2 separate regions of the Homo sapiens genome follow, and region 1 is linked to region 2. Evidence: chromatin loops called from intact Hi-C (ENCODE). Cell type or tissue: ascending aorta. All regions are shown on one strand. Links, peaks and the distances in the headings refer to the core of each region. The heading gives the core; the rest is flanking DNA. Region 1 overlaps POLD3 (DNA polymerase delta 3, accessory subunit). Region 2 overlaps CHRDL2 (chordin like 2).

Region 1 (5,380 bases), core at 202-5,201, 120 kb after region 2:
TACAGTACTCTTACACTGTACCATAACTGCCTGTCTCCCATCAGTTACATGAAAAGGTACGCGGGCACATTCACTCTATACTGTATGGTATGTCATAGGTACTCATGAGTTATTTGCTGAATGAATTCAAATGATTTTGCTCAGTACCTGTCAAAGTAGTAGGTGCTCAATGTATGTCTGGGGAACTGATCTGAATTATCAATACAACCCCACAAAGGAGACATTATTACATTGAATTTAAAGGCAAAGAAACCAAAGCTCAAAGAGTTTAAGTAATTTGTCCAATGCCACTGGGCTACTAAGCAGCAAAGCCACAAATCAAGCCTGTGACCACCAATTTCCAAAATGTACACGCATTATAGTCCGTTACCTCCTTGTGCTGTTAAGGATACAAAAGATTTAAAAAAAAACCTGATCCTGGCTATGGAAGCTCAAGAAAAAGTTGCTTTTGGATGAAAAGTAGAGGGATATCAAATTAGGAACTGTTTTTTTAAGGACAACGTTTGAACTGGTTCTTGAAGGATGGGTAGGATTTAGACAAGCAGAGACTGGGTAAGGGAGTTAGAGAGGGCACGACAAACATTTCTGGTGGCAGTGACAGGATAAATACATGAGAAATAGATTTATGGAGAGTCCACTGGGGTTTTCAATATGGGTTGTGGCTGCTATTTTTCACCTTATGATGTACTAATAAAACCAGGCATGTTTCTTACTGCAAGATAAATGGGGTTTTACTAGACTTGGCATTCACTCTTAAGAGGCAGCCACTGTGTAAACATCTTACAAAATCAATTCGTAAAGAAGCCCACAAGGAACATTAAGACGCTTACTTGCTGCAGTTCTGCAAGTTGCTTTTAAGGATGTCATAGTCAGTATTGAACAGAGGCCCACTGTCCTTTAGCATGGCTTTCTGGATGCTGTACACATGGATGCTGGCAGTCACAGCTAGCTTGGACTTCACTGCTACAAGTCAACAGGAAAAGCAGTCAGTTAATACACAAACTTCATAGCATGTGGGGACTTTAACAAGAAACCCTTCTGCATTAAAGCATTTGTAATCTGTGGTGGTCCAAAAAACTCTAAAGGCCACACAGCCACATATACAGTGAAACATCAACTCTTCTGTCTGCAATGGGGACATTATGACAAGGTAGGTGGTGGTGAGTCATTTCTAAGGACAGCACCTGAGAGGGTATCACTCATCCAGTGGACACTTAGTAAATATTAATGATTGATGATGACTACGATGATCTTTTTCTTTTGGTCAGAAAAGAGCCTTACACTATAGCATATAATTAAAGAGTACTAAGTAATTTCTATCTGAGAATATTCATTTATATATTTCAATTTTAGTTTAGAGAAAGCAACTCTGTAATAAAAACACTACTAACTAGATAAGTCTACGGAAGAGAAACACAAAAGAACACCACAAGAATAAATGTTAGGTTCCGCGAAGGAAGGGATTGCAGCTAACTTGTTCCATGTCCCCAGTGCCTAGTATAGAGCTTGGCACATAGTAGATCATCATTACATATCTACAGAATAAAGAAATTTTGCTTTGCTTAACACTGTGGGAATTCAGAAAGTAAAAAGTGGACAAACCCACCACTCTGAATACTTCAGAGTTAAATTTGGTAAAATACCCCCACCCTACCCCCATGGACAGGAACTCTTTCTTTTTAAAATACACATATTTTTTGTGTCCCTGGCGTGGCTGCCCTCCACCCTCCTCAGTCCCAATCTGTGAAATGGGGCCTGCAGGCCAAGGAGCCTTTATATACAAAGTACAACAGTACAGGTTTTATCTTGAGATATAGGTCCAAGATCATGAGGACCCTGACTGTTATTAAATTCCTTTGAATTGGGTTTTTAAACAATCCAACGGTAGCACTGATAGTCTTGAAACAGTTAGACAAATTTAATTTAGAAGTTATTTAGAAGTCTTTCTGACTTCCAGAAAAGCATTCTTTAACTTGTTTCCTAAAAAAACTGCCACTGTCTTTTCACAGTTGATGAGGTAGCTCATATGGTATTCATAACAGTTTCTGCATGTGTCACGAGTTTTGAAATTCTGTGATAAAAGTGCTTTATAAATGTCAGCAACTATTGGCCCTAAAAATGGGAAGTCAGGCAGATGTAGTATCATATTTTAACATGCTTTAAAAACTACTCATAAAATGAATATTGGGCTATTCAGTTAAATAGCTAAATATATTATACGCAGATGTTAGAGGCAGATTTTTTATTGCACCTACACTGATGCCATAAGAGGAAAAACTTGCTAAGTCACTAAAACACTTACCTTCCAATTTATCTTCTCTCACTACTGCAACCTTGTGGCACTGTAAGAAAATAACACTTTATTAGTGCTTAATGTAAGAATCTGCAATTTTAGTTTCCTTGCTCCAATAATTCAATTGTGCTTGGATGTGAAATTAGGAAAACACCAGGCACTCCTTAAAACATATGTTATAATTTAATAAAGTCAGACTCACTTTTAATTTGCTTACTTTCAGGAAAAAAAATAATAATTTGCTTATCTTAAAACTTCTCAATAAGGTTAAGGAAAGTGATCTAGCACAGATTTCAGTACTACAATTAAAAAAATACAGCATCTCAAATCAGTGTGAGCAAAGGCTTTTTAGTGAGTGATTTAATAAGAATTACTGTATAATCACATGGAACCAGATAAAAATTGGATCTGTTCCTCACATCATATACCAAAATAAATTCTAAATGGATTAGAGATTTAAATGTAAAAAATAAGGCCGGGTGTGGTGGGTCACGCCTGTAATCCCAACACTTTGGGAGGCCGAAGTGGGTGGATCACCTGAGGTCAGGAGTTTGAGACCACCCTGGCCAACATGGTGAGACCCTGTCTCTACTAAAAACACAAAAATTAGCTGGGCATGGTGGCAGGCACCTGTAATCCCAGCTACTCAGGGGGGTGAGGTAGGACAATCACTTGAACCTGGGAGGCGGAGGTTGCAATGAGCTGAGATTGTGCCACTGCACTCCAGCCTGGGTGACAGAGTGAGACTTGGTCTCAAAAAAAAGAGAAGAACACATATATGCACATGAAAACATGTGTGAATTCTATAACCTGCTATAAGCTAAGAAAGAGGGAACATTTCCTAAGTATAATTCAAAATCCAGAAATAACTGAAATAATCTATTTTAAAAAAGCAACTTTTAAATGAAAAAAAAACGTAAGTACAAAAACAAATGATAAAGCGGAAAAAAACTGCAACTTACATCACAAAGGGTTAATACACAACTTCTAAAATTAAAGAAAACAAAGACTAACAACTCTTTAGAAAATGGGCAAGAAAGGCCAGATGTGGCTGCTCATGCCTGTAATCCCAGTACTTTGGGAGGCCGAGGCAGGCAGATCACGAGGTCAAGAGATGGAGACCTCCCTCGTCAACATGGTGAAAACCTGACTCTACTAAAAATACAAACATTAGCTGGGCATGGTGGTGCATGCCTGTAGTCCCAGCTACTCGGGAGGCTGAGGCAGGAGAGTCACTTGAACCTGGGAGGCAGAGGTTGCAGTGAGCTGAGATCGTGCCACTGCACTCCAGCCTGGTGACAGAGTAAGACTTCGTCTCAAAAAAGGAAAAAAAAAAAAAAGGGCAAGTGGTAGGAACAGACAGTTCACAGAAAAAGAAATATAAATAGCCCTAAAACATATTATAACATAATGCTATATGGAAACAGGCACTCTCATACATTGTTGGTGGGAACAAGAAGCAGAGTGATATTTGGCAACATCCAACAAAAGTACACATGCACTCACCCTTTGACCGAGCAATCCTACTCTAGGAATGTAACCCTAAAACACACTAGCAAAAATATACAAAACACACAGACACTAAGCTATTCACTACAGCACTATTAATATTTGTAATAGCCAAAGATCATAAATAACAACTACCAATAAGGGATTGCTGAATAAGCTAAGGTATATCTATCAATGTGGCACTATGTGGCTGTAATAATTAATGAGGAATATTTCTATAACTGCTGTGGAGTGATGCTCTGAATCTGTTATGTAAAAAAAAGCAGAGTGTAAAATAGTTTGCACGTATGAAAACATTTATCTAACAAAGAGAGGCAAAATGAATATATATTTTCTTATATTAAAAATATATACAACAGGCCAGGCGCAGTGGCTCACGCCTGTAATCTCAGCACTTTGGGAGGCCGAGGCAGATGGATCACGAGGTCAGGAGTTCAAGATCAGCCTGGCCGAGATGGCAAAGCCCCGTCTCTACTAAAATACAAAAAAAATTAGCAGGGCGTGGCGGTGGACGCCTGTAATCCTAGCTACTCGGGAGGCTGAGGTGGAGAACTGCTTAAACCTGGGAGGCAGAGGATGCAGTGAGCTGAGATCACGCCACTGCACTCCAATGCTTGGCCAACAGGCAAAAGTCCATCTCAAAAAAAAAAAAAAAAAAAAAAAAAATATATATATATATATATATATATATATCAAAAACAATGGAAGGAGAAGGCAAACTCAATGTAACAGTTACCTCTAAGGGAAAGGAGGGAACCTATCAATTGAAAGCAAAATGGAAAAAAAAAATTGAATTGAACTAGATATTGAATTGGTGGCTTCAGTACAGTGAGGAATTATTTCAAGTGATTCTAAAATACAGGATGACTGTGCATCCTTAGCAGGACATATCCTACAGACAAAGAACTGCAAAGAAATCTTATTTTCAGTAATCAAATTGTTGGTAATAATACAGGTTTTGCTTTTCTAAACCTCGTGTATTTGTCTAAAGCAAATAGATATTTTTGTTAATGTTCGGAACCACCAAAATTCACAACATAAAAAAAACAGCAATCTAAACATCAAATAAGTTTTTTAAAAAGTGTAACCATAAGTTTGAGCTGGGATTATTAATGTTCTCATAATGCATTTTCTCTTAAAACTGGCACTCCTAAAAATGTCATTTTCATTGGTTTATTCAAGGGAAGAAAAAAGTCATGTTCCGTAAAACTGCACACTAAAAATTACAGAGCTTATTATAAAAATTACAGACCATTAGGAATGAACCACTCAAAACCAATGCAGCTTTGCAGTAAGAGCCCTAAAAACAGTAATTCGCACCTCATGAGAAGATCTGAATAGACCAGACAGGTCCGTGTGGCTATATACTGCCCTGGGGGATACTGAAAGTACATAAAAACAACAGAATGGAAATGCCAGCTGGTGCTAAAACAATGCAGACCAGAGTGGAGCTCTGATTCAATGGGTTCCTATTAAAGTGGACACGGGAGTTAGGGAGCATCCACAAACCCAGAGCCTAGGAGGGGGTAAGCCCTCTGTTCTTAGCATAACAGGGAAAACACGGCTAGTTGATGAGAG
Region 2 (5,380 bases), core at 260-5,259:
TCCTAGTCTGGTGCTCTTTCCTCTCCCCAGCTCAGCTCCTCCATCTATGCCTTTCTTTTGCACGTGACATTCTGGAGCTGGTAGTGCTGGACTTTGTTACGGTCTTGTTTCTGCTCATGAGAGCAGGCTGAGTGTCTCTGGCCTGCCAGCAGCATGAGACTCACATAAGTCTTTCCATTACATAGAACAAGTAATGGAATTAGCTCAGTGTTGTATTCAAATCCTGGCCGTGCCCCTTAGAGCTGTGTGACTTTTTGTAAGTCATAACTTCTCTGAGCCTCAATTTCCTAATCTGTCTAAGAGAGATACTAATCCAGAACTTGCAGGGTTCTTGGGAGGATTAAAGGAGGTAACGGATTAAAGTGCCCAGCACAATGCTGTGTACTTAATAAATGTCTCTTCCGCTTTCTTGAACCCTGAGGGTTTCCTCCTAACACCTGCCTCCTATTTCTTAAAAGAGACTTTGCACAGGATGCCCTCCATGCCTGCCTCCCATCCACTTGACACCTTGTTCTTAGTCCCTGCAATTTTTTCTCCAGATATCATTGCCCTTGATGCATCTTGGAAAGATGTCCTAGAACCAGACTGTTATCCTACCCACACCCTGCTTCTTTGCTTCCCATATCTTGTCAGCCTTTCATGGCCTTGCCTAGGTCACACCTCTTCAAGCAAACTCTCCCCGGTGACTTGATCCACTCTGATCTCCCTCGTCTGTGCCTCCCTGGCCTTCAGCTCTGTACCTCTCAGCAGGTCCTGCCAGTATTCCATCTTCCCTACAGCCTTGTAAATACAGATCTCCAGACATGTGAGAAAAAGACTTGGAGCCAACTCATTAGGGTGAGGTGGACTGGCACTCATTGGAGAATGTTAAGATTCCTGGATGTTAGAGCTGGTGAAACTATCAAAAACCATCTGCTTCTACCCATCAATATACCTATACTTAGAGTTAAATTGAAGCCCAGAAGAGAAGAGTGACTTGCCCAAGGTCACACAGCAAATTTATTAAAGAAAAGAACAAAAGCCAGGCACAGTGGTACACACCTGTAGTTCCAGTCACCAGCTACTTGGGAGGCTGAGAGGGAGAGGAACCCTTGAGCTCAGGAGTTCAAGGCTAGCCTGGGGAACATGGTGAGACCTCATCTCTTAAAAAACAACAACAACAACAACAACAAAAAACAGAACAGACCTGGGTCCTGGACCCTGATTTGTCACTTATTGGCTGTGTGAGTTGGGACAGACCACTTCTTTATCTGAGCCTCATTTTGTTTGGTGCTGACAGCCTATGAATCTAGAAAGGATCCTATAGTCATTTGCCAAGATGCTATTTGAAGGTCTCTTACAAAGGTCCTCATCTTAGTTTAAGTGAGATCTCAAGCCTGTTGTGGGTCAGAAATCTGGTGATATCTTAGGTGCTTTCAGAAACAGTGCTAACGGATGGAAATGTTCAAGTCTGTGTGGTATCAGGCTCCTGAGGTGTCGGAGCCCTGAAGAATGCCAAGGGCCTGTGAACACAGGTAACAGTTTGCTCCTCAGGCTATTCAAACAAAAAGTATTCTCTCTTTGGTTCTATTTCCAGCCATAGATTGAGCCCTAATCCCAATACAGACTAAGTTGCAATTCCAGCCACAAGCCAAGCCCTAGTCCTCCAACCTTGGCCACAGGTTGAACACCAATTCCACCCCTATACAAGACCCCTTACCCAGGCTGGGTCCCTGACCTGGTTACTGACCAGTACTGGTCCCAGCCCCAGGCTGAGCCACAGACATGTGTGATGCTGGTCACTCTAGACACTCGGCTCTTTGTGGATGAGTGTCCACCAGAGGCCTACTATCTTCTTACCTCCCTCTTCAGTGCTTTCTGCCCTACTCCTCTCAGCTCCTCTCTTTGGTTCTCTTCCCTAATTGTCCCTTGTAGGTGTCTAGTATGCTCTGCTTTCTCTTCCCTCCCTCCATCCAATCCTGCTTTCAGGAGAGTCAGTTACCAAGTAAAAACATGGGGCTGGGTGCAGTGGCTCACGCCTGTAATCTCAGCACTTTGAAAGGCCGAGGTGGATGGATTACTTGAGCCCAGGAGTTTGAGACCAGCCTGAGAAACATAGCAAGACCCTGTCTCTAGAAAAAATAAAGAAATTAGCCTGGCATGGTGGCACATATCTGTGGTCCCAGCTATTCGGCAGGCTGAGGTGGAAGGATTGCTTGAGCCCAGAAGATGGGGGCTGCAGTGAGCTGTGATTGCACCACTGCACTCCAACCTGGGTATCACAGTGAGACCCTGCTGAGAAAAAAACAATCCATGTATTTTTTTTCTTCAAGGGTTTTGTTTATTATGGGAATCGAAGCTTTCGTTCCCAGGTGATGAATTCCGGACCCTAGACGCAGGCATGGGACAGGAAGGGAGCTCCGCTGGTAGGATGTGATGTGGAGGGCAAACCTGGAATCAGAAAGTCATGGATCCAGCCCTGGCTGTGCCATCAATTCCAACTGTGACCCTGGACAGGTTGCCTTTCTCTACCTCTCAGTTTTCTCCCCTGTAAAGTGAGATGGTTGGACTCAAGTGGATGATTATTGAGGACCATTCTAGTTTTAACACTTCGTAATTCTAAGTCTCCAAAACCCAAAGGTGTGGTTGCCTTGATTCCGAGTCCACTCTGGCCTTTGGAATAGGGATGTGGGAGGGTGGTACTCCTGCCCTGCCAGGGAGGAGTGGACAGGCAGACCCTCAGACACCAGAAAAAAGTGCCTGGATGGCCTGGGGCAGTGAAGGTAGTGGGAGACCGGCCAGAGGGGACCTGCTTGTCTGTCCAGCTTAGTCGCATCCCCATCTACCTGTGCAGGTGTGCATGAGGCAGTGGGGAGCACCTAAGTGAAGGCCTGAAGTCCGGCTCCAGGCTGACTTCTCTCTGGATCTCTGACTGGGCCGTTCTGCACCTCTCCTCTCCCACCAGCAGAGGTCTCTGCCTCACTCACTGGCGCACAGGCTGCTGAGCCTGAGCCCGGCAACAGCTGCGCAGTTGCTCCAGCTGTTGCACCTGTTCCAGGACTGGCCTCTCAAGTTCCCCCAGCCGCCAACCATGGCGCCGGACTCTGGGAGAGGGACCTTGAATCCTTCATATTCTCAAAGAAAAGGACTGGCATGACAGCGGTGCCCCTGGGAGGTGTAGTACAGAGATCATTTCAGGCGTCCCCCTTCCTCTGTCCAGGACCCCATCCTCATTCTTGTACTCAGGAGTTCTTTTTTGTGTCTCGCCAGAAGCCTTCTGTTTACAAATTAAGGCCATTTCTTCTAGTCCTGCCTAGTAGGGGATGGGTGTCCCTGTAAGCATTCTCTCCACATCTGACGACTGGCATTGAAGATTGTGCTGGAGTGAATCAAGCTTAGTCAAGTCCTGATCTCTCTCTGGGACTCAATTTCCCACAAAGGAAACAGGGGACTGGATGTCTCTGAGTCCCTAGCTTTCTACGATTCTATGAATCTAAGCATATATGTCCAAGGCAGAAAAAAATGTGAACAGTCCCCACCCTGTTTCCTGCCCTTTAACAGGTAACAGAGCTGCCTTTCCTGGTTTGATAGTTCTCTCCCTAGAGGCCCTTCTATGTTCCTGTATGTCTGTCATGTGCCAGAGGGAAAAGTCAGGTTCAGAGAAATGCAGTTCCTTTCTCCGGGTTGCACAGCTCAGCCACTGAGGAGCTGAGGCTTTTCTTCTGATTTCCTTAAGAGGCCTCTCCCACCGGGTGCCAGAGCCCAGAGCAGAGCTTATGTCTCAGAGGGGAGCAAGTTTGTTTGTGTGAAGAGGGGATTATAAATAAATAGAGAAAGTATGGCTGTGTGGGTGTGAGGGAAGAGATGTAAACGTTCTACATTCCTGGGCAGCCTGGCTCACTCAGGTTTCCTGAGTTCTTGCAGCCTGGGGACAGGCCAGCCACAATTCCAGACCTCTCTCCTCTCACCCCGGCCCCTCCTGATGCCCTTTCCAAGGTCTTGACCAGCCTCCCCTCCAGCCCAGAAGCTTCTTTCTAGTTGTCTTTTCTGCTTCCTATTGGGGAAGAATTCTCAACCGCACTAACCCCTTCTAACTGACCACCATAAAAAAACCTTTTATCACAGCATGAGAGTTTCAAGCCAGACTGTGGGATGAGCTTGGAACTTGGATAGAGACAGTTTGGAAATTTTGACTTATGCGTGAAGATCATGGAATCACTCATCCCCTTAGCTACTCTGGGCTCCTGACCTTTTTGTACATGTTGTCATTTGGTTTGGCCAGTGGTTTGAGCATTCAGATGGCAGGGAGCTGGAAAGTGGGGGTTGTCAGAAGCTAATTTCTGTTAGGTGGCAAGGTAAAAGTGCTGAAAGGGAATTGGCCCTCTTCCCATATAATGAACTACTCCTTTTGTTAAAGAAAGAGGCTTCCAGGGCTGGGCGTGGTGGCTCCCGCCTGTAATCCCAGCCCTTTGGGAGGCCCTGGCGGGTGGATCACGAGGTCAAGAGATCGAGATCATCTTGGCCAACATGGTGAAACCCCATCTCTACTAAAAATACAAAAATTAGCTGGGCGTGGTGGCACTCACCTGTAGTCCCAGCTACTCGGAGGCTGAGGCAGGAGAATCGCTTGAACCTGGGAGGCGGAGGTTGCAGTGAGCAGAGATTGCGCCACTGCACCACAGCCTGGTGACAGAGCAAGATTCCATCTCAAAAAAAAAAAAAGAATGAAAGAAGCTTCCAGGACTAAGGACCGTCAATTGGCTCCTCTTCCAGAATCTCTCCCTCTTTGTTAACTCTGTTCTTTCATCATTGATTTCGTTCATCAGGCACGAACTCTATGTAGGCTCTACCTTGAGCACAAAATTTAATGAGATCTGGTCCTTGCTCTCAAGAAGGTCCCAGTTTGGTTAGGAAGCAAAGCTTACTTAAGAAGTACCTCTAATCCATTTGTGATGAGAATTGTAATGAGGGCTGAACTCAGTTCTGCAGGAAAGGCCAGTGGCTGGAAGTTTGGGGCAGCTTCACAGAAAGGGTAGCATCTAAGCTGGCTTTTGAAGAATGGGAAGGAGTTGGTCAAACATTGGAGATGGAGGATTCCATTCCAGGTGGAGGAAACAGCATGTTTGAAGGCACAGTAGGAGGAGGCCTGGGGGCTGGTGGAAGAGTGAGGAATTTAGCAAGAGGAGGTGAGGCTGAAAACAGGGCCACCACAAAAAGTTTTGCTGGAAAAGCAGGCAGGAGCCACCTCATGATAGGCTGGGGATGACACAGTGACATTTGGAATCTGTCTGGTAAACATTGCTGTCCTGAAATCAGATTAGATCAACTAAGTCCAGTCACTTTAAGTCTGTTCAGACAGGTAAAGAGATTTGGCTGTGGCCCATCCAAGTGGACACTTCCT

What was found. A loop is a pair of places that touch in the nucleus more often than their neighbours do. Peaks named below come from ENCODE experiments on the same cell type or tissue, not always from the same donor. Only the 100,000 strongest peaks of a DNase experiment are listed, where the experiment ranks them.
Region 1: it touches region 2 in a loop (4-fold over the local background); 48 of 110 quality-filtered maps call a loop at or near these places.

Annotation. Positions count from the first base shown.
Region 1 is chr11:74,608,461-74,613,840 of GRCh38, reverse strand. POLD3 (DNA polymerase delta 3, accessory subunit) reads right to left here. Exons shown (of 12, transcript NM_006591.3): 4 at 2,303-2,342; 5 at 831-963. Among named protein-coding and RNA genes, the nearest start is that of POLD3, 19 kb to the right of the region's middle. In ascending aorta, for the core only: a CTCF peak has its summit at 2,332; no DNase peak of the experiment used is centred there; H3K27ac peaks cover 953 bases.
Region 2 is chr11:74,724,321-74,729,700 of GRCh38, reverse strand. The region is part of intron 1 of CHRDL2 (chordin like 2); the gene reads left to right. Among named protein-coding and RNA genes, the nearest start is that of CHRDL2, 4.4 kb to the left of the region's middle. In ascending aorta, for the core only: a CTCF peak has its summit at 2,945 (motif pointing right); a DNase peak (open chromatin) is centred at 2,960.